3 separate regions of the Homo sapiens genome follow, and all the other regions are linked to region 1. Evidence: read pairs that join two places in POLR2A ChIA-PET (ENCODE). Cell type or tissue: MCF 10A. All regions are shown on one strand. Each heading gives the region's core, and the rest is flanking DNA. Links, peaks and the distances in the headings are about the cores only. Region 1 overlaps MAP3K8 (mitogen-activated protein kinase kinase kinase 8). Region 2 has its middle 73 kb from the start of MAP3K8. Region 3 holds the start of LOC105376478 (a long non-coding RNA gene).

Region 1 (11,043 bases), core at 1,532-9,531:
GGGAAAAATTTACAACTGGCAAGATTTTAAGCCAAGGAAGATGGAAATGCAAGTTGACTTCAAACTGAGTATTTTATCTGTGCAGGGCAGTGCCATGATGTTCCCCCACCAAGGACTGGGGTGGCTTAATATAAATGAGTTAGGCTGGGCATGGTTGCTCACGCCTGTAATCCCCACACTTTGGGAGGCCAAGGCAGGTGGATTGCCTGAGGTCAGGAGTTCGAGACCAGCCTGGCCAACACGGTGAAACCCCATCTCTACTAAAAATACAAAAATTAGCCAGACGTGGTGGTGGGCACCTGTAATCCCAGCTACTCAGGAGGCTGAGGCATGAGAATCACTTGAAACCGGGAGGCAGAGGTTGCAGTGACCCAAGATCATGCCACTGCACTCCAGCCTCGGCAACAGAGCAAGACTCCATCTCAAAAAAAAAGAAAAAAAAAGTGAGTTAAGAAGAACCAACTGCAAAGCTGTCATGCTCAATCTGTTTTCAAAGACAAAAGTTGTAAAAAAGCAAGTTGCAAAAAAGCAAGTCAGAAGCATTTTCCAGTGACTGTGCTACCTACACTTGCACTGAAAATCTGTTATAATTTGGTGCTAAATTAGCCAATTTAAAAAAAAAAACATGCTTCTGCTAATCTTGCTGAAATTTCTCAAGCAAGGTATGGTACTCAAGAAGTCATTTCCTTTTTTTCCAAGTGCTTTCATGAACTACATCAGAGGTTTGATGTGGACAGAAAGAGAAGGGAAGTAAGTGTGCGGCACACAGCAGGGTGTCCCTACCAGCAATGTTCTCAGGAAGTTCCAGCTCCTTCCTACTCAGCAGCCTCTTGCGCTCCAAGAGGGCAGAGTCCAGACTCTGACAGCGTGGCTGATCCTCTCTGGGCGGGTTCAGGGCCTCATGTTTTAGTAGGTCTGCGGCTCTTGGGCGGTGATTGGGGTTTCTCTCCAGGGAAGCTTCTATCAGCTCTCTCATCCCTGGACTGCAGTCATCTGCAATGTCTTCCAGTGGAGGTGCTTGCTTGTGGATCTATCAACAAACCAGCTCTCTTAGCATCAAAGGTATGGTGATACACCCTCAACAGCAAAAGCATGCTAGTACCAGGACCTAGAAAGTAATCCGTTTTCCACCACATGCCCTGCAACGAATGCAGTTCAGCCCTTAAGCAAGCAAGCTTCCCTTTAATTTCTTTTTTCTTTTCCTTTTGAGACAGGGTCTTTGCTCTGTCATCCAGGCTGGAGTACAGTGGCACCAACACAACTCACCGTAGCCTCGAACTCCTGGGCTCAAGTGATCCTCTCACCTCAGCCTCCCATGCAACTGGGACCACAGGGCATACACCACCACACCTAGCTAATTTTTTTAATTTTTTGTAGCGATGGGGTCTTGCTTTGTTGCCCAGGCTGGTCTTGAATTTCTGGGCTCAAGAGATCCTTTTGTTTTGGCTTTCTAAAGTGCTGAGATTACAGGCGTGAGCCACCGTGCTTGGCCCACTTTAATTTCTAAAGGATACCAGGTTAAACCCATCTTCTGATTTAATGTTACAAAAGATAAGTGATAGGTTTGAATGTCAGTGACAGCTTCAAATCAGTGTCCCAAAAGTCACTGTGCAGTAACAGGGAAGTGTCTGCTCCTGAATTTATCAACAGTAAAATGGGAATTGCATGTTCCACTACAAGCCACACTGGTGTGAACATTAATAATAAAAAATGTTTTAACTGTTCAAAGAACACATACAACTTCCTTTGCTGAAATATTTATGCTACTCTGATGCTACTAAGTAGTGTTGCATTATTACACATACAATGGAATAGCATAAATTATGCCCAATGCACATTTTAGTAAGCTCCCACTAAAATAGCTATGTTTTCTTTGCAAGAATGGAGCTTGCTTCTACATGGGAAGAACTTGTAGCTACCTGTCATTTCACCATTGCCTCATTCAGATGGGGGTGGTATAGAAGGCAGAGCAGTCCCTCCCAAGCCTGCGGGATGCATAACTCAACGCCCCCCCCCGCCGCCCCCAGCCCTGGTTGAACCCCACTTACTATGTACAGGTAGGAGGGATAGGCTGAGCGAGGGTAGCGCTTCACCCAGGGTGGGGTGCCCGTCTGCATGTGGATGAGCGTGGCCCCCAGGCTGTAGATGTCTGCTTTGGTTGAATGGCCCCTGCACAGGATGACCTCTGGGCTCATGTAAATCTGAAAAAGAAGTGGGAAACATTCAGCTTCATTCCCCTCCTTTGTGTGGGTTTCCATTTCCCTAATCCAGTTCTGGAAATTGGCTCATTTGCCTTAAACTAGGAGAATAATGCAGGCATTCCCCAGGAACCATGCAGCAATTGCTGGAGGTGTCCCTGCAGTCTGATGAAGAACACCTGGCCGGGCGCGGTGGCTCACACCTATAATCCCAGCTGAGGTGGGCGGATCAGGAGTTCAAAACCAGCCTGGTCTCTACTAAAAATACAAAAATCAGCTGGGCATGGTGATGGGCACCTGTAATCCCATCTACTTGGGAGGCTGAGGCAAGGAGAATCGCTTGAGCTCGGAAGGCGGAGGCTGCTGTGAGCCGAGATCGCACCACTGCACTCCAGCCTGGGAGACAGAGCGAGACTCAGTCTCAAAAAACAAAACAAAACAAAACAAAACACCACCTTTTTCTGGTTGATCTGGTGGCAAAGAGCCTAGAACCAGGAATCTATCAGGGACTCCCACTCATCAAAGTTCTGCAGTACACTGATCAGGTGTAGCTAAGTTTTCAACTAAAACGCCAATTCCTTTTATATTTAAATGAACTACAAACAGACTTCTTTATCTGTTTGTCATTACACTGCTAACCTTCTAAATATCTGCAATGATAAAAGGTGATAGAAGTCTATAGGGTATTAACACAAATTTCTTGAAAGGGAAAAACTTAAAAAATAAAGTGTAATATTGTAGAAGTGATTCTAAAGAGTCATTTTTACAAACTATCTGTTATTTTTACCTACTATGTAGCCCAGTGACTAAATATTAAATGCAGCCATATTAACATTGTATAAGTTATATTTGGTCTCATGAGTCCATGCTGAATAAACAGGGCTGGTTTTATAAATAGTTTCTCTAACGAGCATTTATTTCTAAACTTAAGAAAGAAACAAAGAGAGGTGGGGCATGGTGGCTCATGTCTATAATCTCAGCACTTTGGCTTTTTTTTTTTTTCGAGATGGGGTCTCCCTCTGTCACCCAGGCTGGAATGCAATGGTGCGATCTCGGTTCACTGCAACCTCTGCCTCCCGGGTTCAAGCTATTCTCCTGCTTCGGCCTCCCAACTAGCTGGGATTACAGGCATGTGCTACCACGCCTGGCTAATTTTTGTATTTTTAGTAGAGATGGGGTTTCACCATGTTGGCCAGGCTGGTCTCGAACTCCTGACCTCGTGATCCACCTGCCTCGGCCTCCCAAAGTGTGGGGATTACAGGCGTGAGCCACTGAATCTCAGCACTTTGGAAGGCCGAGGCAGGAAGATTGCTTGAGCCCAGGAGTTTGAGACTAGTCTGGACAAGATGGAGACCCCCCATCTTTACAAATTAATTAGTTACCTAATTTAATTAAACATTTTTTTAAAAAGGAACAGAGCAAACACTGGTGACCAGTGATTTGTATTCATGGCTGGTGCAGACATATAGTAGTTAATATCCTGATTATCAGTATTTCGCTTGAAACAGCTTGTACACTGTCTGCCATGTGAATAAGAGAATGGAGGTCAGTGTTTCCGGAACACATTTCAGGGTAAGTAATTAGAGAACTAGCTTACAAAAACCAGAGAAACTGCCCAGTCTCCCCACCCTAACCCTGCTCAACTCCTTCCTGCAAGCCACTTCCGGGCCAGCTTCCTTTTGCTCTCAGCAAACAGGTGAAACTGAGCTCCCGTTCTCAAGCTTTCCCTGCAGCAGAGCCAGAGGACTTTCCAGAAGGACTTTGCTACTAAATATATCACAAACTTAAAAAATTAATGCACAACATTGTACCTATAGTCAACAATAGTGTATTGTATACTTAAAAATGTGTTGAGAGGGTAGAGTTCATGCTAAGTGTTCTTACCACAATCAAATAAAAAAGAAAAAGAAATGCAATGGGTATTATTAACTGTCCATAGAGGATGCCTATCTTCTCTCCTGTACCCCCTCCTCCCTGCCAATAAAGCAAGGATTGGGCGGAGTGCCCACTGCTGGTGTAGCCCACAGGGGTTGTGCAGAGGTGGCTCTGCAGGTTCTATGTGACTGCACGCCTAGGCAGCCTGGGGGGATGGAACATCTGTAAGCCTGGTGGCCTGGGTGCTGCCACTCAGGTAGAAACCCCAGAGCTTCCTGGCTCGGAGCTCTTGTTCCTCAAGCTCTACCAACTACCAGTTAGATCAGGGAGCAGCAGGGCATAATGTTCGAGCACTCTGGCTGATTAGAAGGCATGAAACAGCCCTGGTGGGACCAACACAGGGCTCTCTGAGAGTTCTGCACCCTCGGGGCAGGGCACTGGAGCAAGAGAAAACCTTGATGTCAGCGATCGAACCCTTCACCTTTCAATATGTTTATTAGAAAGGGAAAGAGACCGTGTGTGTGCGTATATGTGCATGTGATGACTATATGTTAACTTACAAAGGTAAAACCAAGCAGACTTAGAAGGATTTTTCAAAAAGGACCAAGTTCTAAAAGTAATTCTGATTTGTTATTCGCATTCACTATGTATTCTCTCTCTGTACCTTGCAACTCAAAAACAGTCTATTCTGTATATGCTGGATTAACCCTGGATGTGTATTACATGGTTACAATAGAATGCTCTGAATACCAATGCTTAGAGAGAGCAATCAAACAGGGGTAACCAGGGTTTGCATTTGGGAGCTATACTGCAGAAATCAGAAATTGTCTATGACTGTGCAGTAGCCACATGATCAAATTCTAACATCAGCCAGTCTGCACAGTTGACTAATTAGATCTCCTGGCTCTTTAAGTAGGAAGGGTAAAAGCAAGCTTGTTGAAAGGTTTCACTGGTCACTTCACAACTTTGTTCATTATCAAACTTCAACTCGTGTGTACTAGGCAGATATTAAATGCAGGCTGATTAGAAGAGAGTTTATATTTATAAACACCAAGGCACAGTTTTGCACTTCACAAAAAGCAATTTGCATTTGCCAAAAAAAACCTGATCCAAATACTACTCAGGAGTAAAATATGTTATTATCTCATATCCATGCATTCCGCTAGACAGCCCCAGAAAGAACACTTCTTTCTCCAATGTTGCAAAATGTTCAACTTCACCACATTGCCAGGAAGAGAAAAGTATTTTCCATCTTTAATACCATAAATAGTTTGTTTTTCAAACTGGTTCCAGGAAAAAGGGTGGTGGAATATTACATATCTGAACTCCTGACTAATGCCAAATATGCTGAAACATTTTCCAAAGAAAACATGTCGTAAGCATTAAGTCTTATTAGACCTCACACTTTGGTAAAGTATTCTTAAGATCTGGGGACTAAGCATTCTTAAAAAAAAAAAAAAAGTACAGCTTCCCTTCTGAATATTGTTCTGCTCAAAGACAACCGTCAAGAATCCTCGCTCGAGCATTTTCAATAATAACTTCAGTAATATTCACAAAAGCAAGGATTTCTTCTGCTGCCCGGGAGAGTGCTGGCTTTGAGAGAGTTGAGAAAGGACTTACAGAATCTTGGCGTTTTTTTTTTTTTTAGGACAAGGTCTTGTTCTATTTTCCAGGCTATGGGTGCAGTGGCATAATCACAGCTCACTGCAGCCTCATCCTGGGCTCAAGCAATCCTCCCACCTCAGTCTCTTGAGTAGCTGGGACTACAGACATGCACCACCATGCCATTTTTACAAAAAGTAAAGTTTTTGTTTGTTTGTTTGTTTACTTTTTGTAGCGATGGGGTCTCACTATGTTGCCCAGGCTGGAAGAATCTGGTTTGAAAGGAAGACAATTTTTTTGTGGCTGCAATCCAGTTCAGTGCAACACGTATACTAGCTAGACTAGACTAAGGGTTGTCATCTGATTGAACACCAAGACTGACCTGGTAATCCTGACATAGAGGTGCAGCCAAAGACCCTCTCTCTATTTCCTATGGGCACTTCCAGCAAAGAGAAGGGCATGGGGCTGAGTGGCTCAGGCAGTGCAGCTTCCCCCGGTAGTGGTGAGGGGCCAAGGAGGCAGCTTTTACACCCATTTACCTTCCTGCTTGCATCCAACCTTGTGCCCATCACAATCAACTGTGAACTAAACTGTTGTGCATGCTTTCTTTCTTTCTTTCCTTCTTTTTCTTTCCTTCCTTCCTTTTTCTTTCTCCTTCCTTCCTTCCTTCCTTCCTTCCTTCCTTCCTTCCTTCTCTCTCTCCCTCCCTCCCTTCCTTCTTTTTTTCTTTTTTTTTTTCAAAAGAGATGAGGTCTGACTCTATTGCTCAGGCTGGTCTCGAACCCCCAGGCTCAAGCAAACCACCCCCACCTCCTTGGCCTTTCGAACGGTTGGGATTACAGGTGTGAGAACACCACGCCCATCCCTAAACGGTTGCTCTTTTAATAATTCAGGTAATTTAAAGTAAGTCCTCCCACCAAAGAGTGAGGATCGCTGGAGTACCACTAAGGCTTGCTCCTCACTGCCTTGTGTCATGCTTCCTCGTTGGTGCTCACAAGAACCTGCCACATAGCAGATGCCCAGTGGACACTGGCTAATTGAATCACCCAGTCAGCCTAATGATGTGAATGTTAAATACATTACTTGGAAGCCCGCGAACGCATTTTTCAGAATCTCATTTAGAGTCAGGAAAGAAAGGCTTTTCTGGGTCGTTTTTTGCTTCACAGATGAGTTAAACATGAGTGCTGTTTTACATCTTTAAATAAGATACATTTATGCTCACTACTTGAGGTTTATTATAGAATTCCTAGGCTCAAAGAGAGGCCTTTAGAGTCCTCATAAATATTAATGACCATAGTTAAGACTGTCATTGAGCCAAAACTCAGTGATATTAGTTATATCACTAATATATTTTAATAATGTATGTAATATTATAATTTTTTAAAGTTATGTAGCAGTTAGACCTTAGGGTTAGACTTAGAAAGAACTGGGTTCAAGTCCAGGGTCTGTCACTGAGTGACTCTGGACACTTTATTTTAATCTCTGCAAACTTATTTCCTTGATTGTAAAATAAGAATAACAATAGCAACAACTGGGTTGTTGTAAGGATTAAATAACATACTGCTTTTTAAGTGCTAAACTTATTATAAAGTTAACTCTAATTCTATAATTATTATTAAAGCTGAACTGTGGGCCAGACACGGGGGCTCAAACCTGTAGTCCCAGCACTTTGGGAGGCTGAGGTGGGAGGATCACTTGAGGCCAACAGTTCATGACCAGCCTGGCCAACATAGTGAAACCTGCATCTCTACTGAAAAAAAAAAAAAATTAGCTGGATGTGGTGGCACATGCCTGTAATCTCAACTACTCAGGAGACTAAGAAGCGCTTGAACCCAGGAGGTGGAGATTACAGTGAGCTGAGATCATGCGCCACTGTCCTACAGCCTGGGCGATGGAGCAAGACTCTGTCTCAAAAACAAAAACAAAAACACACAAAATAAAGCCGAACTGTGGATATGATCTATTTTGGGGGGCTTTTTTTTTTTTTGAAGCAACATCTCGTTCTGTCATCCAGGCTGGAATGCCCATGGCTCACTGCAGCCTTGAACTCCTGGGCTCAAGCAATCCTCCTACCTCAGCCTCCCAACTAGCTGAGACTACAGGCGTGTACCACCACACTGAGCTAATTTTTTTTTTTTTTGAGATGGAGTTTCACTCTTGTTGCCCAGGCTGGAGTGCAATGGCACGATCTCGGCTCACCTCAACCTCTGCCTCCTGAGTTCAGATGATTCTCCTCCCTCAGCCTCCCGAGTAGCTGGGATTACAGGTGCCCGCCACCACGCCTGGTTAATTTTGTATTTTTAGTAGAGACGGGGTTTCTCCATGTTGGTCAGGCTTGTCTCAAACTCCCGACCTCAGGTGATCCGCCCATCTCAGCCTCCCAAAGTGCTGGGATGACAGGTTTGAGCCACCGTGCCCAGCCTAAACCAGTTTTTTTTTATAGAGATGGGGTCTTGCTATGATGCCTAAGCTTGTCTCAAAGTCCTGGGCTCAATTGATCCTCCCACCCCAGCCTCCCAAAGCACTGGGATTACAGGCATTAGCCACCACACCTGGCCAATGTGATCTATTTTGACATGACATTGTGTACAAATGTTCTATATTATATATATCAACATGTATATTATATTACAAATACTATTATGTATTATAAATAACATAGCAAAAAATACAATAAAAAATCAAGTGCTAAACTTAGTACTTGACACAGAGCAAGTGCTCATTAAATGTGTTCCAAGGAAAATAATGATTTAATGCAGTGGGTTTCTTCCCCTTCTTTGTCCTTCGTTCCCACAATAATTCTAGAACATTTTTTCCTTTTTATTCTTAATAAAATAGTAACCCTTTTCATGTGAACATAATTACCTCTGTTCCTCGGAGGTCCTTAGGAAAATAGACATCTTCGGTCATTTGAACACTTAGGCCAAAATCCACCAAAACAGCTTTTGTGGACATGAAAACAATGTTGCTAGCTAAAATGAGAGGAAATATTTTTAAGATAAAATTTTTTATATACCCATAAGTCAAATGAAAACATTATCTAAAACAATAATGAATCTCCAATCAGAAAAGACTGAAATGCTTCCTCTAGTGAGATGGTTGTATTATATTCAAAAGAGGAGAATGAAATTCAGAGTTGAGGTGAAAATCACTTTGGATCCATCAAGAATACAGCCAATGTGGGTATGAATGATTGTAGCCATTAATAATGTTCAAGAACTTGAATTTCAAACTCTAAGACATAAGCATACTGTTGTCAAGCCACTTTTCTAAAACAGAAAAGTAAAATACCCATCTTTTTTCCCAGTGAAAGTTGTGCCACTCTAATTTAGTACTGGCTATTAAAGGTTTACCTATTTCCTCATCATATCAGACTCCTAGAAAACAGTTAGTAAAGGTGTGTTTAATGGATTATTGTTACATTGGTATAAAAAATGAAAAAGGTATTTGTTTCTCAAAAATACTTGTCTCTGTGTTTGTATGTTTTTAAGTAAATTGCTTTTTTTTTTTTTTTTTGAGACGGAGTTTTGCTCTTGTCACCCAGGCTGGGAGAGCAATGGCGCCATCTCAGCTCACTGCAACCTCCGCCTCCCAGATTCAAATGATTCCCCTGCCTCAGCCTCCCAAGTAGCTGGGATTACCAGCACCCACCACCATGCCCAGCTATTTTTTTTTTTTTTTTGTATTTTTAGTAGAGACGGGGTTTCACCACATTGGCCAGGCTGGTCTCCAATTCCTGACTTCAGGTGATCAACTTGCCACAGCATCCCAAAGTGCTGAGATTACAGGCGTGAGCCACCGTGCCCAGCCTAAATTGCAATTTTAAAAGCCTTTTTAACAGAGCAGTACCTAATAGGTATGTAGCTATAACCTTTCAACAACTGTTGAAAGTAATCTTTCCTTATGACTTTGAAAGCTCTAGTAACCCCGCATGATTCTAAGATATGTCTCTGGAGAAGGAAGACGGACGGTGCTCTGAGGGAGCTTTCCACCCTCCATGGAGGGTCTTCAGATTACAGGAAGGAGCTTGTTTGTCTCCTGAATAACTAGTCTCTTTGAGCCAAAAAGGTATATGTCCAAAGATACTTACGTTTAATATCATGATGGATCACTTTCTTTGAGTGTAGAAAATCAAGTCCCTTGAGAACATGCTTTGTCACCCAAATAATTTCAAATTCTCTCATTGGTCCACAGCTCTCCAGTTTCTCCAGAACAGACCCTCCCTCGCCTGCTTCCATAAAGAGATGGACAGTTTCACCCCACAGGACTGCGCCATACAGCTCTGCGATGTTCTCGTGCCGGAAGCAAGCCTGGATTTCCACATCAGATGGCTTAAATTGATCTACTGGGATCTAGAACACAAAAATACAAGCGAGATTCTAAATAACCCCAAAGTCATCTTAAAAATATAAAATATAGGTCAATGCAAAAAACAAAAGGCAAATAAATGCCCTCAAGAATACTCTGCCCTGTGTGAAAATGGACTGCCCAGTTACAATAATGTTCACCTCAGATCTGCCTTTAACTATGTTAGTCAGCTTTAAGTATAAAATTCAGAACAAGAAAATAAAAAACAAAATAATGAGTTACTCTTTTCATTTAGAAGTCAGAAATCTATCCAAAGTTTTAAAATTATGAATGAATCAAAAAAGAGATAATTTCCCACCTATTAGACAACAGTATCTATGGTACCTTGAGTTTAGGTTGTATTTTCAATATTTCAGTTGGTTGTGAGATAATATGAAGTGTTTGTTGCCACAGTTCATACTCTATTATAGCAATGTATTTAAAATAAGCACTGAGGCTGGGCGGTGGCTCATGCCTGTAATCCCAACACTTTGGGAGGCCAACACAGGCAGATCACTTGAGGCTAGGAGTTCGAGACCAGCCTGGCCAACATGTCGAAACCCCGTTACTACAAAAAATACAAAAATTTGCCAGGCATTGGTTGTGCATGCCTGTAATCCCAGCTACTCTCTTATTACAATAAGAGAAACCAAGACATAATATTTGGCAATTATTTATTTTATTTTTTGTTAAATCAAAAGTGAGTGTATTTTATTTTGTTATACTTTTGAAAATTTAATTAAAGTAAAACAGACATACAAAAAAGTGTAAAAATGATGGGTCCAACTCAATGAATTATCAACTGAACGTACAAATGTAACCCCCATCTAAATCAAAATGAAAAACCATGTCAGGCCAGGCGTGGGGGTGAGTGCCTGTAATCCCAGGTACTTGGGAGGCTGAGGCAGAAGAATCGCTTGAACCCGGGAGACAGAGGTTGAGGTGAGCCAAGATTGCGCCACTACACTCCAGCCTGGGCGACAGAGCTAGACTCCGTCTCAAAAAGAAAAACAAACCAGAA
Region 2 (11,043 bases), core at 1,610-9,609, 52 kb before region 1:
GAAAAGGGACTAATTATAACTGAGAAGATCAGGGAAGGCCTGTGGCATTTGAGACGAGCCCTGAGGAGACTTTTAAGGTGTTGAGAAGGAAGGGAAGAGCGTTACTGACCAGGAGGAGGGAACCAGGATCAAAAGCAGAGAGGAGAGAAGGGAAGATCTACAAAGGATGCTGGGAAAATGAGAGAGAGGATACGAGATTCCACCTCCTGCATCTAGCTTACCTCCCACTCCCGTAGAACAGTGTCTGCCACTCCCGTAGAACAGTGTCTGCCTTGAGCAAACAATGATTCACAATTTTTTTTTTTGAGACAGGGTCTCTGTCACCCAGGCTGGAATGCAGTGGCACGATCTCAGCTCACTGCAACCTCTGCATCTGAGGCTCAAACCATCCTCCTGCCTCAGCCTCCCAAGTAGCTGGGATTACAGACATGCACCATCACACTTGGCTAATTTTTGTATTTTTTATAGAGATGGGGTTTCACCATGGCTGGTCCTGAACTCCTGAGCTCAAGTGATCTGCCCGCCTTGGCCTCCCAAAGTGCTGGGATTACAGATGTGAGCCATGGTGCAGGGCCATGATTCACAAAAATTAAAAAAAAAAAAAAAAGAGAGAGAGAGAGAAAGAATGATCTCTGCTGGATCAAGGGTCTACTCATTTTCTCCAGTGAAACAGAAAGAATGTAGCTTGGCCGGGCATGGTGGCTCACGCCTACAATCCCAGCACTTTGGGAGGCTGAGGCAGGTGGATCACTTGAGGTCAGGGGTTCAAGACCAGCCTGGCCAACACAGCAAAACCTCATCTCCACTAAAAATACAAGAAATTAGCTGAGCGTGGTGGTGCGTGCCTATAATCCCAGCTACTCAGGAGGCTAAGTCAGGAGAATTGCTTGAACCCAGGAGGTGGAGGTCATGGTGAGCCGAGATTGTGCCACTGCACTCCAGCCTGGGCAACAGAGTAAGACTCTGTCTAAAAAAAAGAAAAGAAAAGGAAAGAAAAGAAGAGATAGCTTTTGAGCATAGAGAAAGAGGGCTTTGGCTGGGTGCAGTTGTTCATACTGGTAATCTCAGCACTTTGGGAAGCCAAAGTGGGGAGACTGCCTGAGCCCAGGAGCTCCAGACCAGCCTGGGCAACATAGTAAGAATCCATCTCTATTAAAAATAATTTAAAATTTTTTTAAGTTAAAAAAAGAAAAGAAAAATGGCTTTGGTTTGCAACTCCACCATTCACCAATTCTATGCTCTTAGGCTGCACTTCATTCTCCTCCTGTGTCAGAGATACCACAGTTACCCCCACAGAGTTATTTCAAGATATGAAAAGTGTGGGCAAATATACCTTATCCTTATTACATTTCTGTCAAAGGCTTGATTTCCATATTTGGGACATAGAATTTCTAGCTTGCTTGAGCTCAGAGAGAAAGTGGCCTCAAACTCAACCCAGCCATGACAGGTATGACTTTAGAGAAAAGTTGTTTAACCTCTTAACCTCTCTAAGCCTCAGTTTTCTTAACTTTGAAAGCAAGACTGCTTCAGGGGCAGGTGATTAGGTTTCATTTCACTTGCCAACTTCTATTGATGGGCAATGGTTGCCTGGCACCCTGAGCATGGAAGATTTCTGAATCTTCTTTTAGTGTCTGTGGGAGAAAAGGTCCTGACCAGTTAGCATCTGGTCAGTGTGTTGAGAGCAAGGGCTGCAGCCTTAGTCCTATTCCAAATTCCTATGAAGCAGAGGTAAAGTGAAACAGCGGTCGACCATCCAGACAGTCTAAATGATCAAGACTGTGATGAATTCCCTGCTTATCTGGCATTTTCTTTAAGTGAACAAGTCAGTGTATGACATAGGCTGATTTCATCCCTAACATGAATATCACAAAAGAGATAAGTGTACTTTTAGGAAACGTCCCCTCGTAAGTTCATATCTAAGGTGACATCATGCCAAGGCCTCCTGATGGAGAGGAACATTTTCTGGAGGAAAGTTTTGACCTTTAGAAAGGAATCTTCATTTCAAGCAGGCTTTTGGCTTCCAGCCTTAGTAACCAATGCCCATAATAGTTAGATGTGAAACTCTGATTTAGTGTATGAGTCACTGGAGCCCAGGATGGGACCGGGGAATACCCTGTCCACTAGAGGCGGCCAACTTTGCTGAGGGAGTAGGGGTGAATCAGATAACGGCTACACTTGAGAATCTTTGAGCTGATATTTCCCCCACTGTCTCAAGTAACCCAGGGGCTTTTTCCTTTGTTTTTTTAAAAAAACAAACAAACAAAAAATAAAAAACAAAATAAAAGAATCCACCAATACACCAAGTGGGATTTCGGAAGCTAATTTTCAGATTGTTACATCTTGAATTCTTTTGAAGGCATCTCTTAGTTGTTTGTCTGTTTTAACTTTTTATCATGGGGATTTCAGAAATATACAGAAGCAGAGAGAATGGAACTCACTGACAGGTGCTGATCGCTGGCTTCAGCAGCTGTGAATTCATGGACGGTCTCATTTTACCTACACCCCCTCTACTTCCCATATTCCATCTCCTGGGTGATTTTGACGTAAATACCACACATCATATCACTTCATCAGTAAATTCAATGGTTTTTTTTGTTGTTGTTTTTTTATTTCGAGGAGACTTGCTCTATCACCCAGGCTGGAGTGCAGTGGCACAACCTCAGCTCTCAGCTCACCACAACCTCTGCTTCCCAGGTTCAAGCGATTCTCCTGCCTCACCCTCCCGACTAGCTGGGAATATAGGCGCATGCTACCATGCCCAGCTAATTTTTGTATTTTTGGTAGAGATGAGGATTCACTATGTTGGTTGCCCAGGCTGGTCTGGAACTCCTGACCTCAGGTGATCTGCCCGCCTCAGTCTCCCAAAGTGCTGGGATTACAGGCATGAGCCACCGTGCCTGGGCTCAATTTTTAAATCCGTGTTTCACAAATTAAACAAGCGAAGGCCAAGCAAGTTGGCTTTGCAAACATTAATAACCCATCTGCTATTATTTCACATTTACAGAACTTAACTTGTCCTGGCTCACCCAAGTAGTTAGTGACAGAGCCAGGACCTGAGCCTAGGCGTTGTAGCTCACACCAGCAGATAAAGTGTCTACACATGATACCCCTGTCAAATTGCAGCATGAAATACTGAATGTAGGAGCTTACTGGTAGCTTGCATAAGAGGCTCAACAAATATTTTATCAAGCACCAGCCATGTTCACAATAACCACTTACACATGAATGGTGTTTTGCAATGTACAAAACCCCTTTAAACTTCCTGATAGTCCTCTAAGAGTTATTATTGTGCGTACCTTATATAGAAAGAAACGAATGTTCTGAACAGCCAACTACATTTCTCAGACATTTGACAATAAGGGGAAAGTTTCAAACTCTTACTTCAAGATCAATGTTCCTTTTAATACAGGCTATACAAATTGCAATACACAAAGAAGATTAAAGTAAAAAGCACTGTAGAAGTGTAAGTTATTGTGTGTCTCTCTATCAAAAAAAAAGTGAGCAGTTTTTCATTAAGAAGAGTAAATAGTATATCAACTGAACTCCCTGCAAATGACTTGTGGGTATCTAAAGGGTTCTTGTATGGATGACTGTTCCAGCGTTTCATACTCTGGTAATAAACTTAAGGTCTGAGAAGATGAACCGTGCTCTAGAGAAAATAAGAGATCCGGCCGGGCGCAGTGGCTCATACCTGTAATTCCAGCACTTTGGGAGGCCAAGGCAGGTGGATCACTTGGGCTCAGGAGTTCGAGACCAGCTTGGCCAATACGGTGAAACCCCATCTCTACTAAAAATACAAATATTAGCTCAGCATGGTGGCATGGGCCTCTAATCCCAGCTACTCGGGAGGCTGAGGCAGGAGAATTGCTTGAACCCGGGAGGCAGAGGTTGCAGTGAGCCGAGATCGAGCCACTGCACTCCAGCCTGGGCGACAGAGTGAGACTTTGTCTGAAAAAAAAAATGAGAGAGAGAAAATAAGAGATCCTACAGAGAACTCTGAATTACTAAAGCCACTTATCTTAGACTGGCCCTGTCCACCCCAGGCCAGAGGAAAGGGTCTGTTTGGATGTTTGAAATCTAATACAAAGTCAGATAGAGAAAGTCTGTGTGAAGAGCAGCCTTGCAGAAACATACAAGCCATCAAATCACATTTCCTACAGTTTCAAGGAAAACATTCACCAGAGCTTGTTTCCTCACTCTGTCTTCCACAAATCCACTGGTGCCAGGAAAATGAGAGTGGAATGGGCTGTCCGTTCCTGGCATCTTCACTCCTGTAAACTCTGAAAAATCACCCATCATATTACTTGAATCTTATATTTTGAGGCCTCTTGATCAAAATATTGAAGTCACTCTATAAATTAAGCATTCTTTCTGCATGCTGAAAAACAATGTCTGTGTTAATTTTTTTTAATCGATGGAAAAAAAGTGTTTATTTATGCCAATGAAAAGGTGCTTCCTTGAATTCCTTTTGCATGTTTTTTTGTTTGTTTGTTTTTTGAGATGGAGTCTCACTCACTCTGTCACTCAGGCTGGAGTACAGTGGCACGATCTCAGCTCACTACAACCTCCACCTCCTGGATTCAAGCGATTCTCCTTCCTCAGCCTCCAGAGTAGCCCCTGGGATTATAGGCACCCACCACCACGCCCGGCATTCTTTTGCATGTTCTTCAAATATATTTCTAAACAATTAAATATCTATTGCAAACACATTTTAAAGTAATTTACGATTTAGGATAGTCTAGTGAATGATTTCCTATATTGTAGATTTAACCTAAGTGAGTTCTTTAAAAAGTCATAATTAGGCCGGCACAGTGGCTCATGTCTATAATCCCAACATGTTGGGAGGCTGAGGCAAGGGGATTGCTTCAGCCCAGGAGTTCAACACCAGCCTGGGCAACATAACAAGACTCCATCTCTACAAAATATAAAACAATTTAGCCAGGCGTGGTGGCTCATACCTGTAATCCCAGCTCCTTGGGAGGCTGAGGCAGGAGGATTGCTTGACCACAGAGGTCAAGGCTGCAGTGAGCGGTGATTGTGCCACTGCACTCCAACCTAGGTGACAGAGCCAGACCCTGTCTCAAAAATAAATAAATAAATAAAATAAAATAAAATAAATAAGGCCAATAAATAAGGCCGGGAGCGGTGGCTCATACCTGTAATCCCAGCACTTTGGGAGACCTGAGGTCAGGAGTTTGAGACCAGACTGGCCAACATGGTGAAACTCCATCTCTACTAAAAATACAAAAATTAGCAAGGCGTGGTGGTGCGTGGCTGTAGTCCCAGCTACTCGGGAGGCTGAGGCAGGAGAATTGCTTGAACCTGGGAGGCGGAGGTTGCAGAGAGCCAAGATCATGCCACTACATTACAGCTTGGGTGACAGAGCGAGACTCCGTCTCAAAAATAAATAAATAAGCATAAAAAGTCATAACTATTTTTTAATAAGTGCTAAATGCACAGCTTTCCAAATCATGGATCTTTGCCAAATTGTAATTTTTTAATAGTTTTAGCTTTTTCTTAGAGACAAGCCAGAAAAATCTGCTTACTCAGAAATACTTTTTAAAACTACAATAAAATTATCAATTTCAGAAAGGCAGATACAATGCATTTTTCCTTCTGGAAGGAACTAATGAAATTAAGATGTTTGTCTTTTATTCTAGAGGCCTAGGAACACTGTGGGGTAGGTAGAGAAAAATTAAAGCAGTGAGGCATCATGGGAAAGTCTACAAAGGATAATGAACCTTGTTTATGTGTGGCATGACCTGTTCCCATCATTGATTCTTGCTTCCAACCCTTAGAGGGTCACTCTGCTGTGTCCTTAAAACAGAATGTGAAAGCAATCCCCTTCCCAGAAAATTAACAGCCTAAAGTCAGTTTTGTTGTTGTTGTTGTTGTTGTTCTAAAAAAAAAATCTAACCAGACAGTTTTTTTTTCTCACCTGAGCTTAGTAAACAATTATTTGCTGCCGGACTGTGGTTCACCTGAGCTATAGAACCAGCTGAGGACAGACCTCATGTCCGGTGGATCTTAAAGGCCAATGAGTATTTAATGAGGATTTGGAGCTTAGATTCTATCTTAAAGTTTAGATGATGCTGACCACGAATTTATTTTAAAAGTATGCTCTTAAGTGATCGCCTAAGTCTTGTTTGTTTTGAAGAGCAAAGCTGTAATGACTAAACAAAAACATATATACTAGAAACACTTCTGCTTCAAAGGAACCAGAATAAAATTTCCAACCACATTTCCTAAACCCCCAAACAAGGAAATGAACGCATGATCTGGAGAGAGTGTCCCCTCTATAGCATTGATAACTAATTTTTATTTTTTATTCATTTATTTTTTTCAGACAGGGTCTGTCTTGGTCACCCAGGCTGGAGTGACTCACTGCAGCCTCAAACCTCCTGGGCTGAAGCGATTCTCCCACTTCAGCCTCCAGAATGGCTGGGACTACAGGCACTCACCACCATACCTGGCTAATTTTTGTATTTTTTGTAGAGTCGAAGTTTCACCATTTTTCCCAGGCTTGTCTTCAATGCCTAGGCTCAAGCAATCCTCCTGCCTTGGCCTCTCAAAGTTCTAGGATTGTAGGTGTGAGCCACCACGCCCAGCAATAACTACTTTTTAGTGAGGTCAGGCATATTCCCAGTGTTTCACACATATCACCTCATTTAATCCTCATGACAAGTCCTTGAGGCAGCTGTATTATCATCTTCATCTGACACATGAGTAAAATCAAAGCACAGAGAGGGTAAGGAACTCCCCAAGCCACAGAGCCACAAGTGCTGCAGTGGGGATTCAAACCCAGGCTGTCCGTTTCAGAGTCCGTGTTGCGAATTGCTTTTCTGCAACACCCAGTCCAATTGAGTACTTTCTCTGCAAAGTCCCCTGCTGAGCATGTAAAATGCGTTATCTCATGGATTTCCCTTGGCCGTCCTATGAATTGGCACCATCATCCCCATTTTACATGTGAGATTTTGATGGACTACATTTGTTTAATCAGCTGAATCAACCTTTGAAACCATGTTTATCCCACTCAAAACCCAGCTCTTAACCAAAGTACAAGCAATACACACTGGCCTTTGTGTACTTCTCGGATTCAGGCAACCCAACACCATATGCAGAGATGACAAGTGACATTTTTTTCCGGTCTGTGCTTAAAAACAAGAACAAGAACAGAAAGTACATGAGGAACTGTAGGGATATGAAACTCTTACTTTTTCATAGCTATTAACAAGGATCCTGGGCTACAGATTAAATTATTAGGAATAATTATTTGCTGAATTAAGTGTGTGTTCATCAAAGCTTAGCATAAGGGGTAATCATTTACTGGCAAAGTGCTGATAAACAGCATATTCTACATAGTATAGTGCAGTGGTTCTCAGCCTTATACTAAATACTTCCCTGACTATCCTAAAATGAAACTGATAGAAAATAAAATTTAAACACATATCAATTTTTTTTTTGAGATGGAGTCTCACTCTGTCACCCAGGCTGGGGTGCAATGGCATGATCGTGGCTCACTACAACCTCCACCTCCCGAGTTCAAGCGATTCTGCTGCCTCAGCCTCCTGAGTAGCTGGGATTACAGATGCACACCACCACGCCCGGCTAATTTTTGTACTTTTAGTAGAGATGGGCTTTCATCATGTTGGCCAGGCTGATCTTAAACTCCTGACCTCAAGTGATCTGCCTGCCTCGGTCTCCCAAAGTGCTGGGATTACAGGCGTGAGCCACCATGCCTGGCCTGTTTTGTTTTTAGAGACAGGGTTTTGCTATGTTGCCTACGCTGGTCTGGAACTCCTGGGCTCAAGCAGTCCTCTCACTTCAACCTCCCAAGTAGCTGGTAATGACGCAATGGTTAACTCTAGAAGGAGGAAAAAGCCTAGTGAACTACATGACCTAGCTCTAAATAGCATAACAATCATGTAAACACTGAACATTAATCTAACTGAAGTTATATTTTAATTACTTTTTTATTCTTTTTCTTTTTGTTATGTTTTGTTTTTCTGAGATGGGGATCTCACTCTGTTGCCCAGGCTGGAGGGTAGTGGCATGATCACTGCTTACTGCAGCCTTGAACTCCTGGGCTCAAGCGATCCTCTAATCTCAGCCTCCCAAGTAGCTGGGACTGCAGGTACATGCCACCATGCCCGGCTAATTTGTTTTTGTATTTTCTGTAGAGTTGGGGTCTAGCTATGTTGCCCAGGCTGGTCTCAAACTCCTGGACTCAAGTGATCCTCCTGCCTCGGCCTCCCAGAAATGCTGGGATTTACAGGCATGAGCCACTGCATCTGGCCTGAAGTTTATGTTGGAAGAAGATGAGAAGTGTCTACGTAATTTATGTTGGAAGGAGATGAGAAGTGTCTACACATGTGGTGGGAGCTGATATTGTAAAAGATAACTAAACTTTCATCTTTCATATACAGAAATTCATAGATAAAGCCTCAAACAGAAAAATAAAGAGGTGGCAATATAACTATGTTATTTAGTGATAAGGCAAAGGTTACCCAAAGAATCAGTTAAAATTGTTGAAAGTAGTTTCCCCTGGTGTGCAGAAAATGAAAAAGGGGGTGGTTTAGGGAACTGTTATTTTTTGTTAGAACCCATAAAGAACGATTTAATTTTTTTTTTCTTGCTTCCAGTAGGGCTAGACAATTTAATTCTTAAACTATGGAATACGTGAGCAACTGATGCAAGGTCACTGTGGCTGGAGCGGGGTGAGCAATGAGGGAAAGTCCAAAGCGTGAGCCTGGACAGACAGGCGGGTACATGGAGGGCCTCGTCAGTTACATCATCCTGGGACCTTATCTTTGGAACCCTGGGAAGCCTCCAAAACCTTTTTTGCGGGAGGGTGTCTCAGATTAATGTTTAAGAAGAGCACTGTCTAGGATGCTGAGAACATGTGTTGAGCGAGACTAGAGGACAGGATGAAGAAAAAGCAGCTGTCTGGGATGGTGGTCGCTTGTCTTCCTTACAGCCCTGGGGGATGGTTATGAGTTACTGACAAGGCTTATGAAACATACAGTGAGGAGCACAGATCCCTGAGAACAAAAGACATGAAGCTGTTCAGTTTTGCGGCAAGGAGTTTGAGTTGTCTGAAAGTCATTTAGGTGATGTCAGGTGGGCAGCTTATGGACACACAAACATAAAGATAAAAGTAGTAGACACTGGGACTCCAAAATAAGAGTGGGTAGGAGGGGGTTGAGGGTTGAAAACTTACCTGTTGGGTACAATGTTCAATATTTGGGTGGTAGGGGGCCGGGTGCGGTGGCTCACACCTGTAATCCCAGCACTTTGGGAGGCCAAGGCAGGTGGATCACAAGGTCAGGAGTTCGAGACCAGCCTGGCCAACATGGTGAAACCCTGTCTCTACTAAAAATACAAAAATTAGCCAGGCGTGGTGGGGTGTGCCAGTAATCCCAGCTACTCGGGAGGCTGAGGCAGGAGAATCGCTTGAACCTAGGAGGCGGAGGTTGCAGTGAGCCGAGATCACACCACTGTACTCTAGCCTGGGCAACAGAGCAAGACTCTGTCTCAAAAAAAAAAAAATTTGGTTGATCAGTACCCTGGAAGCCCAATCTTCACTGTTACATGATATACCCTGCAAAAACACATATGTGTGTCCTCTGAATCTAAAAAAGAAAAAAAAAAAAGAATTACTGGGAATGGGCTTAGCAGGAAGATCTGGCTGAGACATGTAAAAGTAAGAGTCATAAGCATGTAGACTGATAGCCATGGTTGTCACATGTAGCATGTAACATGTAGATTGATAGCCATGATTAGCATGTAGATGGAGATCCCCGGAATAGGTGAGATGGCTTAGGAATAGAATGAAGAGTGAAAATATGTTGGCTGAGCCTTGCAAAAAGCTGCAAAGAAGAGAAAGAAGCTTGAGCAAGGTGGGAGAGAACCAGTGGAGTGTGTGAGGCAGCTGGGTGAAGAGCCACGTGGCTGTACCTTCACCTTAATTCAGATATTCAAATGGAAATGCCTCTGGAAGGAGTTTGACCGCATAGGGCTGCAGCAGTAGGGACTACTAAAGGGAAAAGACAGTGTCCCCAGGGTGCGTCACCAGAGTGCATGCCCGTCACAAAGGCTGAAGAAGCAAAGGGATGCAAAGAAAGTGTTACAGGATCAGAAAAATAAAAAAGAAACTGAGAAAAACGAACCTACTACAACAAACAAGAAATTCACTAAATTTCTGGGAGTTTTGAGACCTACCTTCCCCACCTGAAAAACTGTTAGAACTAATGGCTTTATAAGAAATTGTTTGATGCATAAAGATGAGGTAGTGTGATTTCTTTCACTTTTCATCATTCATTTGGGTGGATTGATGCAAATTCTCAAATGGCTTAGCCTTAGCCACTGAGATGTGACATTTCTGGGTGGTGCCTCCTATCCGTGGTAGCCTCAGGCTGTGTGGTCAGAAGCCCGGTTCTGCGACGACTGCTTATCACACTCTGAGCCTGAGGTCTTTCCAGCTGCTGAAACCACTTCCTAAGTACAAGAAATGAGATGTTTTTCTACTTAGGCAAAATGCGAAATTATAAACACAAGTCCTCTTGAAAGAGTAGCTGGGTAAAGTTATGCCAAATTGGAATGCCTACTTTAAAAAGTCTAAAAATAATAACATCTTTGTTAAAAGAGTCTTATCAATTGCTATTTTTCTCTACAGAGTGTCTTAATAAAACATTAAGAAACATGATGGGAAGGTAGTAAACTTTTTACTTTAGGGGAAAAAAAGTCAATGAACCTAAGTGTGGACAAGTTTTCTGTCTTTGGAAGAAGCATCTGGGTATATTCTGCATATATTCTGCATGTTGCTTTATTTCTATTGATGCTAAATAAATGTGAAAAGCCTCCAAAAAATGCTTAATGCCAATGAATGCCACCTCCTAGGAGTCAAAATATAGTATTAGAAAAATCACAGAAGAAGCTGGGCACAATGGTTCAAGCCTATAATCCCAGCAATTTGGGAAGCTGAGTAGAAGGATCATGTGAGCCCAGGAGTTTGAGACCATCCTGGGCAACATAGTGAGACCC
Region 3 (11,043 bases), core at 1,006-9,005, 72 kb before region 1:
AGGCTGGCCAACATAGTGAAACCCTGTTTCTACTAAAAATACAAAAATTAGCCTGGTATGATGGCGTATGCCTGTAATCCCAGCCACTTGGGAGGCTAAGGCAGGAGAATCACTTGAACCCAGGAGGCAGAGGCTGCAGTGAGCTGAGATCGTGCCACTGTACTCTAGCCTGGGCAACAGAGTGAGACTCTGTCTCAAATAAATAAATAAATAAATAAAAAGAAGAAGAGAAGAATCCACAGTCAGCTTTCCTTAAGTAACAGTCACCCCCTGGGAGTTGAAAAACCTCCTTTCATTAATAAAAATGTATTTGTGCACAACTTGGACGAATGTTCACCAGGGCAGGGATTGATGTCTGTTTTGGTCACTGCTGTATCTCAAATGCCTACAATAGTATCTGGCACGTAAACATCTGTGTTGAATAACTGAATGAATTCCTTTTCAGAAATCCATTTGTCAAGAGGTGTTCTCAGGGAGGCAGGGCCTGTGTCTCTTCTCATTTTCGAAGCACAAAGCTGAGCATTTGAGAAGAACTAGCTTCATTCTTGCTAGTGGCACAATTGGTTATCTCATTGAACAGGCAAAAGTAAATGGACCATAGATGCATGTGTCTTTTTTTTTTTTTTTTTTTTTGAGACAGAGTCTTACTCTGTCACCCAGGCTGGAGTGCAGTGGCATGATCTCGGCTCACTGCAACCTCTGTTTCCTGGGTTCAAGCAATCCTCCCACCTCAGCCTCCTGAGTAGCTGAGACAACAGGCATGCACCACCATGCCTGACTAATTTTTGTATTTTTAGTAGAGATGAGGTTTAGCCATGTTGGCCAGGCTGGTCTCGAACTCCTGACCTCAAATGATCTGCCTGCCTCAGCCTCCCAAAGTGCTGGGATTAGAGGTGTAAGCCATCACGCCCGGCCAATATGTGTGCATGTGTCTTTATAATAGAAAAATTTACATTCCGTTAGGTATATATCCAGTAATGGGATTGCTGAGTCAAATGATATTTCTGTTTTTAGGCCTTTGAGGAATTGCCACACTGTCTTCAACAACTAGTGAATTAATTTGCTCTCCTGCCAACAGTGTAAAAACATTCCTTTTTCTCTGCAACCTCGCCAGCATCTGTTATTTTTTGACTTTTTAATAATAGCCACTCTGACTGGTGTGAGATGGTATCTCATTGTGGTTTTGATTTGCATTTCTCTAATGATCAGTAATATTAAGCTTTTTTCATATGATTGCAGCACTGTTCACAATAGCAAAGACATGGAATCTACTAAATGCCCATCAATGGTAGACTGGATAAAGAAAATGTGGTACATACACACCACGGACAACCATGCAGCCATAAAAAAGAATGAGATCATGTCTTTTGCAGAGACATGGATGGAGCTGGAGGCCATCATCCTTAGCAAACTAGCACAGGAAGAGAAAATTAAATACTGCATGTTCTCGCTTATAAGTGGGAGCTAAATGATGGGAACATATGGGCACATAGAGGGGAACAACATACACTGGTTCCTATCAGAGGATGGAAGGTGGAAGGAGGGAGAGGATCAGGAGAAATAACTAATGGGTACTAGGCTTAATACCTGGGTGATGAAATCATCTGTACAGCAAACCCCATGACACAAGTTTACCTATGTAACAAACCTGCACATGTACCCCTGAACTGAAAGTAAAAGTTAAAAAAAAAAAGGAAATGGACTATTTTTTTAATCCAGTGAAGTCTCGCTCACTGTTGAGTGAGCTTTTACCTACGTTTCCGCACATCCGATCACTGTCAAGGGCCCCCAGTCATGTTATGAACGTTGCTCAAATACTCACCAATGAATGACCACGAAATAAGTGGCGAGGGTAAAACCACAGCAAGAAGGAACATGAGGAGCAGACTCTTCCTTTTGCCTCTCTCTGGCCAGGTTCCTTATTTTCTTCGGGTGGAGGACTCAGGCCAGGCGCACCCAGCCACTGGCAGCCTCCGAGAGCCGCGGCGCTGGGTAGGAAGACAGGAAGTGGCGGTGGTGAGCAACGGTAGCTCGACTCGGGCAGCACTCACAGATTTCACGGAACGTGGACGAGGCTCTCGTCATGGGCTGACCACAGAGCCACAGCAGCATGCGTGCTTTGCCCGAGTTACCTGAAACATCGCGCCCAGGAGCCAGTGACGCACAGGGAGAGTTTCAGCAAGAATGCTGGGCGGGCAGCACCTGTCCAAGACCTCATTAAGTGCTTTATTTCTATCAGGGCACTTTCAGTGACAGAGAACTTCCGAAATAAAGCTTTGGTCATTCCACACCCAACCACCCCCACAAATATACGGAATTATGTTCTCTACCACTGGAAGAATGAGGTTGCTTCAGCAAAGCAATGTTTTAAAGAGCTGCCTTAACATCATTTAGGTATCTAAAAACGTAATTGTTGTTAAATGAGAAAATTGTCAAGCAACTGTTCTCCATATTCACAAAGGGCAAAAGGGAGGGAAACAGGTTAACATCTGGGGAAGAGGCATTGATTAGACTGCATGAGTGTTTTTTATTTATTATTATTTTTTAATGGTTTAAAACTTTACTTTTTTTTAAAGACAGGGTCTCACTCTATTGCCCAGGCTGAAGTGCAGTGGCATGATTAGCCTTGAATTCCTGGGCTCAAGTGATCCTCCTGCCTCAGCCTCCTGAGTAGCTGGGACTACAGGTGCGCACCACCAAGTCTGGCTAATAATAATTATTATTATAGAATGATAAATAATATGTAATAATTATCATTATTTTATTTTGGTTTTGCTTTGTTATACAGGCTGGTCTCAAACGCCTGGATTCAAGTGTCCTTCCTACCTCAGCCCCACAAAGGGCTGAGATTACAGGTGTGAGCCACCACACTTGGCCCCACAGGCACTTTTTAATGTAAAGATGACTAATATATAAAACAGGCTTCCAAGAACAATTATAAAAACTCCCTCCCTAGAGAGACAAGACAAGGACCTGTGTATTCATTCAACAAGTGCTATAATGAACCCCTAACAAGCGCACAGCACTAAGCTAGACGCTAGGGCAGACATGAAAGAAATGCAAGAGTATCTGACAGGAGAGATGGAATTAACATGTGAAAAGCAGCCGTCACACATTCATCCAGCACACATGTGAGGGCCTCCACTGCGAAAGACACGTTGCAAGACTCCAGTGTATTATAAAATAAAGTGAGAGTTCTGCTTCTAGGAATATGGCAGACTAGACGTCCTGAAACTCTGTTATAAAGCCTTAAAATTTTAGAAAAAATACAAAGTTCAATATTTTGAAATGAATGGATAAGGTTGTAGGAAGCTCGCGTGGAACAAAGCAGAAATACAAGCTCAGGGGGCCAGCCTGCAATGATGCTGTGGCCGACTTTAAAATACCTTCCAACTCCAGATGGCTTTGGAAATCTTTTTATCCAGTGAAGTCTCACTTGATGTGTTTGTACATAAGTTTCTGCATATCTGATGGCTGTCAGGGGCCCCGTATAATGTCTTGAACATGCCTAAAATACTTTAAAATACCTTCCGACCCCAGGTGGCCTAACCTGTTTGAACAGCCTTGTTTATGGACACGGGAGATAAGCTTTGAGCTCCATTTGAACAGAAGTCAAATCAATGAACACTCCTCATCCCAAACACACACACACACACACACACAGCGCCCAGACCCAGGAAACGGTGAAGTGAGAAAAATTCTACCTCACTGGCTGGGTGTGGTGGCTCACCCTTGAAACCCTGTCTCTGCTAAAAATGTAAAAATTAGCCAGAAGTGGTGGTGGGCGCCTCTAGTCCCGGCTACTGGGGAGGCTGAGGCAGGAGAATTGTTTGAACCCAGGAGGCGGAAGTTGCAGTGAGCTGAGATCGCCCCACAGCACTTCAGCCTAGGCAACAGAGTAAAACTTTGTCTCAATAAAAAAAAAAAAAAAAAAAATTGACCTCACTGAAGCAGAGGGCAAAGAGACAGGTTCTATTTCTGCTTTGGCTCTGGGGTCATGTCTTTCAGTTCTCCCTGGGCATTCATGGACAATCTTCATGTTGATGGGGTCTGCGTAGCCTGGAAAGCCACAAGAGGAGACAACAGGGATCTGGCTGATAATGTCTGCAGTGCCAAGCAGACACAAACACAAATACTTTCTGGAAAAATGTACACTCAAACCAACTAAGCCTTAAGTATTAAATAATCCCCAGAGTAGAGTTCTAAATACTATGAGCTCAGCTGGGCACAGTGGCTCACACCTGTAATCCCAGCACTTTGGGAGGCCAAGGCGGGTAGATCATGAGATCAAGAGATCGAGACCATCCTGGCCAACATGGTGAAACCCCATCTCTACTAAAAATACAAAAATTAGCTGGGTCTGGTGGCACGCTCCTGTTGTCCCAGGTACTCAGGAGGCTGAGGCAGGAGAATCACTTGAACCCGGGAGACAGAGGTTGCAGTGAGGTAAGATCACACCACAGCACTCCAGCCTGCTGACAGAGCGAGACTTTTGTCTCAAAAAAAAAAAAAAAAATCATGAGGAAGAATGCACAGAAAGAAAAAACAATAGAACTAAATCCAAACTTCAACTAACACAACTAACATATAAAAAGATAATGACTACAATTAAAAATCGAAACGCAAACACCAGATTAGATACAATTAAAGACCAAATTAGTGGGATGGAGGATACTTTTGAATAAATTACTCAAAATGTACCCTACAGTGCCAAAAATAAAAATAAAAAATGAAAGTAATAAAGAGGTTAAGACACATAGCAGAGAAGGCCCAGCATGCATTGAGTCAGGAAAGCAGTAGCAGAGAATGTGTGTGAGAGGCAATATTAGCAAGGGTAGGACTCAGAATTTTGAGAATTGATACGGCCAGGTGTGATGGCTCATGCTTATAATCCCAGCACATTGGGACGTGGGAGGATTTTTTGAGTCAGGAGTTCAAGTCTAGCCTGGGCAACATAGTGAAACCCTATCTCAACAAAAAATACAAAAACGAGCCAGGTGTGGTGGCACATGCCTGTGGTCCCAGCTACTCAAGAGGCTGAGATAGGAGAATCGCTTGAGCCAAGAGGTTGAGGCTGCAGGAAGCTGAGATTGTGCCACTGCCCTCCAGCCTGAGTGACAGAGCAAGACCCTGTATCAAAACAAAGAAAGCAGGGTGCGGTGGCCTATACCTATAATCCCAACACTTTGGGAGGCTGAGGGGGGTTGATCACTTAAGGATGGGAGTTTGAGACCAGTCTGACCAACATGGTGAAACCCCGTCTCTACTAAAAATACAAAAATTAGCCAGATGGGGTGACATGCACCTGTAGTCCCAGCTACTTGGGAGGCTGAGGCAGGAGAAAACCTTGAACCAGGGAGGTGGACAGAGATCATTGATGTAATACATTCAGCAACTCCCACAGATCCCAAGCAGAATAATTGTTAAATGCATCCGGGGGCCAGGCACTGTGGCTCATGCCTGTAAGCCCAGCACTTTGGGAAGCTGAGGGTGATGAATCATCTGAGGTCGGGAGTTTGAGACCAGCCTGGCCAACATGGTGAAACCCTGTCTCTACTAAAAATACAAAAATTAGCCGGGCATGGTGGCGGGCGCCTGTAATCCCAGCTACTCAGGAGGCTGAGGCAGGAGAATCTCTTGAACCCAGAAGGCAGAGGTTGCCTTGAGCTGAGATTGCACCACTGCACTCCAGCCTGGGTGAGAAGAATGAAACTCTGTCTCAAAAAAAAAAAGAAGCATCTGGAAAGAAACAGCCAGAGAGAAAAGACATATGATCTACAAAGGAGTGAAAATAAAATGAACAGCTAATTACTCAGCAGCAAAAGTGAAAGTCAGGAAACTGTAGATTATTATCTTCAATATTAGTGCCGTGAGAAAGTGAGTATTGACAGGAAACTGCCTGCCCAAACAAGGCAATTCTTAAAAGAAAAAAGTAAAATTGTGACATCTTGAAGATGTTTTTGAAAGATTGTTTTTGAAAAAGCAATACTGAGAATAATTACCATTAACAGACTCTCAAAAACTCTAAAATATACAATTCCCAATAAAAGGAAATGATCACAGAGAAGTCTGAGATACAAGAAAGATTGGTGAATAAATAAAATGTGGGAACATTTTTTCTTTTGAGATGGAGTTTTGCTCTTCTTGCCCAGGTTGGAGTGCAATGGCGCAGTCTCGGCTCACTGCAACCTCCGCCTCCAGGGTACAAGTGATTCTCCTGTCTCAGCCTCCTGAGTAGCTGGGATTACAGGCGCCTGCCAACGCGCCCGGCTAATTTTTTTTTTTTTTTTTTTTTAGTAGAGATGGGGTTTCACCATGTTGGCCAGGCTGGTCTCGAACTCCTGACCTCGGGTGATCCACCCACCTTGGCCTCCCAAAGTGTTGGGATTACAGGTGTGAGCCACCGTGCCCTGCTATTTTTTTTTTTTTAAACTGAGTCTTAATCTGTTACCCAGGCTGGAGTGCAGTGATGTGATCTCGGTTCACTGCAATCTCCATCTCCCAGGTTCAAGTGATTCTCCTGCCTCAGCCTCCTGAGTAGCTGGGATTACAGGTGCCCTCCACCATGCCCAGCTTATTTTTGTATTTTTAGTAAAGACGGGGTTTCACCATGTTGGCCAGGCTGGTCTTGAACTCCTGAACTCAGGTGATCCACCCACCTCGGCCTCCCAAAGTGCTGGGATTACAGGCATGAGCCACCATGCCTGGCCTAAATGTGGGAAAATATAAATTCACTGATTATGTTAACCAATATAATGGTTAACATATATTGTGTTGAACATTATATGTGTGAAGTTGAACATTACTGGACAACAATGGTATGTTAACTGTGAGTGGAGAGATTGATGTTAAAGCATTCTGAGGTTCTTTGATTTGGGAGCAGAATAAAGTTTATTAGTTAACTTTGGATTAGGTAAAATATTCATGTGAAATATTAATAATCAATTGCAACCAATAAGGTAAGGAAAAAATGGCGGGGGGAAGGGAGTATCTCAATCAATGTGGTTAAATCTCAAAAACATAATTTTGTGCCAAACCAAGTTTACATAGTACAATAAAGCTTAAAAATAAGCAATATTCAGTAATGTATTTATTACTTAGAGATAAGTAAAAATTGGCAAAATTATAAAGAAAGGCAAAGAAGTAATTAATGAAAGGCAAAGAGGTAATTAACAAAATCAGGATCATAATTAGCTCTGGGAAAAGAATGGGAAAAGGTATTTGGTAATGTTTATTACTTAAGTTGGGTTAAAATATTTATATTCTTTTATTAGCATTTGTATTAATATTAGTGTTAGTATTATTTGAAATGTACATAGGCATTATAGAAACTGCTTCTTTATGGGGTTTTTATTTTTTATTTATTTATTTATTTATTTATTTATTTTTTTTTTTTTGAGACGGAGTCTCGCTCTGTCGCCCAGGCTGGAGTGCAGTGGTGCCATCTTGGCTCACTGCAACCTCCGCCTTCCAGGTTCAAGCAATTCTCCTGCCTCAGACTCCTGAGCAGCTGGGACTACAAGCATGTACCACCATGCCCAGCTAATTTTTGTATTTTTACTAGAGATGGGGTTTCACCAGTTTGGCCAGGATGGTCTCAATCTCTTGACCTCATGATCTACCCACCTCGGCCTCCCAAAGTTCTGGGATTACAGGTGTGAGCCACTGTGCCCAGCTTAGAAACTCTTTTAAAATTTGAAGTATGTTTGTACTTACATTTCTTTGCTATTGCAGGCCGGGCGCAGTGGCTCACACCTATAATCCCAGCATTTTGGGAGGCCGAGGCAGGTGGATCACCTGAGGTCAGGAGTTTGAGACCCGCCTGGCCAACATGGTGAAACCCAGTCTCTACTAAAAGTACAAAAATTAGCCAGGTGTGGTGGCACTCAGCTCACTGTGGTCAGCAGTGAGCTGAGATTGTACTACCGCAATCCAGCCTGGGCGACAGAGCAAGACTCTGTCTCAAAGAAAAAAAAGAAAAATTTGTTTGCTATTGCTGAGAAATACACTACAGACACCAAAACTCAGCGATTATAGACAAGAATCATTTACAACCACTCATATTTACACAGATGGTTTGGGGCTCTGCTAATCTAGGCTGGGTTGGACTAGGGGGCAGAGAAGGATACACTGCTTCTTGGGAGGAACTATAAAGTCACATGTGGCCGGGCACGGTGGCTCATGCCTGTACTCCCACCACTTTGGGAGGCTGAGGTGGGTGTATCATCTGAGATCAGGAGTTCAAGACCAGCCTGAACGACATGGTGAAACCCCGTGTCTACTAAAAATACAAAAATTATCTGGGGGTGGTGGTGCGCGCCTGTAATTCCAGCTACTCAGGAGGCTGAGGCAGGAGAATCACTTGAACCTGGGAGGCGGAGGTTGTGGTGAGCTGAGATCATGCCACTGAACCCCAGCCTGGGCGACAGAGTGAGACTTTGTCTCAAAAAAAAAAAAAATTCACCCTCGATATTTCACATAGGTTCTTTTCTATTTTCCCTAAGTGTCGGCCAGTCTGAGAAATAAAGGGAAAGAGTACAAAAGAGAGAAATTTTAAAGCTGGGTGTCCAGGGGAGACATCACATGTTGGCAGGTTCTGTGATGCCCCACAAGCTGCAAAACCAGCAAGTTTTTATTAGTGATTTTCAAAAGGGGAGGGAGTGTACGAATAGGATGTGGGTCACAGAGATCACATGCTTTCAGAGCAACAAAAGATCACAAGGCAGGAGGTCAGGGCGAGATCACAAGGTCAGGGTGAAACTAGAATCACTAATGAACTTCCATGCCCCACTGTGTACGCATTGTCATTGATAAACATCTTAACAGGGTTCAAGAGCAGAGAACCGGTCTGACTAGAATTTGTCAGGCTGGAATTTCCTAATCCTAGCCAGCCTGGGGGCGCTGCAGGAGACTAGGGCGTGTTTCATCCCTACCTACGTCTGCATAAGGCAGACACTCTCAGGGCAGCCATTTGAGAGGCCCCCCCGGGAATGCATTCTTTTCCCAGGGCTGTTAATTATTAATATTCCTTACTGGGGAAAGAATTCAGTGATACTTCTCTTACCCGTTTTTGGTAATAAGAGAAATATGGCTCTGTCCTGCCTGGCCCACAGGCAGCCAGACTTTAAGGTTATCTCCCTTGTTCCCTGAAAATCGCTGTTATCCTGTTCTTAAGGTGCCCAGATTTCATATTGTTCAAACACACATGCTCTACAAACAATTTCTGTAGTTAACGCAATCATCACAGGGTCCTGAAGCGACATTCATCCTCAGCTTATGAAGATGACGGGATTAAGAGATTAAAGTAAAGACAGGCATAGGAAATCACAAGTATTGATTGGGGAAGTGATAAATGTCCATGAAATCTTCACAATTTATGTTCAGAGATTGAAGTAAAGACAGGCATAAGAAATTATAAAAGTATTAATTTGGGGAACTAATAAACGTCCATGAAATCTTCACAATTTATGTTCTTCTGCCATGGCTTCAGCCGGTCCCTCCATTCGGGGTCCCGGACTTCCCGCAACAAACATCAAACTTGCCATGCTAACTATTTTTTTTTTTTTGGATTGCAGAAACGTATTAAAATTGAAAGACATTGTTTAATTAATCTTCTGTGCCATGAGAATCCATCAGGTTGTCTACAACAAAGACCACTGGAAGGCTAAGGATCACTTGAGCCCAGGAGTTTGGGGCTGTAGTGAGCTATGATAGGGCTACTGCACTCCAGCCTGGGTAACAGGGCAAGACCCTTTCTTAACCATTGTTAAGTGTACAGTTCAATGCTATTAAGAACATTCATGTTGTGCAGCCATCGCCACCATCCATCTCCAGAACTCTTTGCATCTTGCAGAACAGAAACTCTGTACCCATTAAACAATAAGCTCCCTGACCCATGTCCCCTCCTCCCCAGCCCTTGGTGACCACCATTGTACTTTCTGCCTCCCTCTATTAATCTGACACCTGTAGTGCCTTACATAAATAGAATTATATGGCATTTATCTTTTTGTGAGTAGCTTATTTCACCTAGCATAATGTCAAGGTTTATCCATGTTGTAGCATATGTCAGGATTTCCATTCTTTTTAAGGCTGAATAATGTTCCATTTATGTATATACCACATTTTGTTTAACAATTCATCTGTAGGCAAGGCATGGTGGCTCATGCCTGTAATTCCAGCACTTTGGGAGGCCAAGGTGGGTGGATCATTAGGTCAGGAGTTCAAGACCAGCCTGGCCAACATGAGGAAACCCCCCATCTCTACTAAAAATACAACAAATGGCCAGGCACAGTGGCTCAAGCCCGTAATCCCAGCACTTTGGGAGGCCAAGGCGGGTGGATCATGACGTCAGGAGATCGAGACCATCCCAGCTAACACGGTGAAACCCCAACTCTACTAAAAAAATACAAAATTTAGCTGGGCTGGTGGCGGGCGCCTGTAGTCCCAGCTACTCGGGAGGCTGAGGCGGGAGAATGGTGTGAACCTGGGAGGCGGAGCTTGCAGTGAGCAGAGATCGTGCCACTGCACTCCAGCCTGGGCGACAGAGCAAGACTCCATCTCAAAAAAAAAAAATTAGCTGGATGTGGTGGTGCATGCCTGTAATCCCAGCTACTCAGGAGGCTGAGGCAGGAGAGTCTCTTGAACCTGGGAAGCAGAGGCTGCAGTGAGCCAAGATTGCACCACTGAACTCCAGCCTGGGCGACAGAGCAAGATTCTGTCTCAAAAAAACAAAACAAAACAAAAAAATCTGTAGATGGACACTTGGGTTGCTTACACCTTTCAGCTATTATAAATAATGTTGCTATGAATATGAGTGTATATCTATCTGTTCAAGTCCCTGCTTTCAATTCTTTGGGTTATATACCCCAAAATGAAATGGCTGGATCATATAGTAACTCTTTTTAATTTTTGGAGAAACTGCCATACTGTTCTCTACAGTAGCTGCACTGCTTTACATTCCCACCCACAGTGCAGAAGGTTCCAGTTTCTCCCCATCTTCACCCACGCTCATTGCTTTCTTGTTGTTTTTTGATAATGGCCATC

Evidence for each region. Peaks named below come from ENCODE experiments on the same cell type or tissue, not always from the same donor. Only the 100,000 strongest peaks of a DNase experiment are listed, where the experiment ranks them.
Region 2: POLR2A ChIA-PET joins it to region 1 with 5 read pairs; 10 of 35 experiments call an interaction of 5 or more read pairs at or near these places.
Region 3: POLR2A ChIA-PET joins it to region 1 with 5 read pairs; 15 of 35 experiments call an interaction of 5 or more read pairs at or near these places.

The regions. Positions count from the first base shown.
Region 1 is chr10:30,449,242-30,460,284 of GRCh38, reverse strand. It overlaps MAP3K8 (mitogen-activated protein kinase kinase kinase 8), which reads right to left. Exons shown (of 9, transcript NM_005204.4): 5 at 9,766-10,027; 6 at 8,541-8,647; 7 at 2,049-2,201; 8 at 784-1,030. Among named protein-coding and RNA genes, the nearest start is that of MAP3K8, 21 kb to the right of the region's middle. In MCF 10A, for the core only: no CTCF peak of the experiment used is centred there; a DNase peak (open chromatin) is centred at 5,344.
Region 2 is chr10:30,501,816-30,512,858 of GRCh38, reverse strand. No RefSeq gene overlaps it. Among named protein-coding and RNA genes, the nearest start is that of MAP3K8, 73 kb to the right of the region's middle. RefSeq lists an enhancer at 2,000-2,229. In MCF 10A, for the core only: no CTCF peak of the experiment used is centred there; a DNase peak (open chromatin) is centred at 2,108.
Region 3 is chr10:30,520,622-30,531,664 of GRCh38, reverse strand. LOC105376478 (a long non-coding RNA gene) reads right to left here and starts at 2,002. Exons shown (of 2, transcript XR_007062102.1): 1 at 1,823-2,002. RefSeq lists enhancers at 1,336-1,725, 1,946-2,095. In MCF 10A, for the core only: no CTCF peak of the experiment used is centred there; no DNase peak of the experiment used is centred there.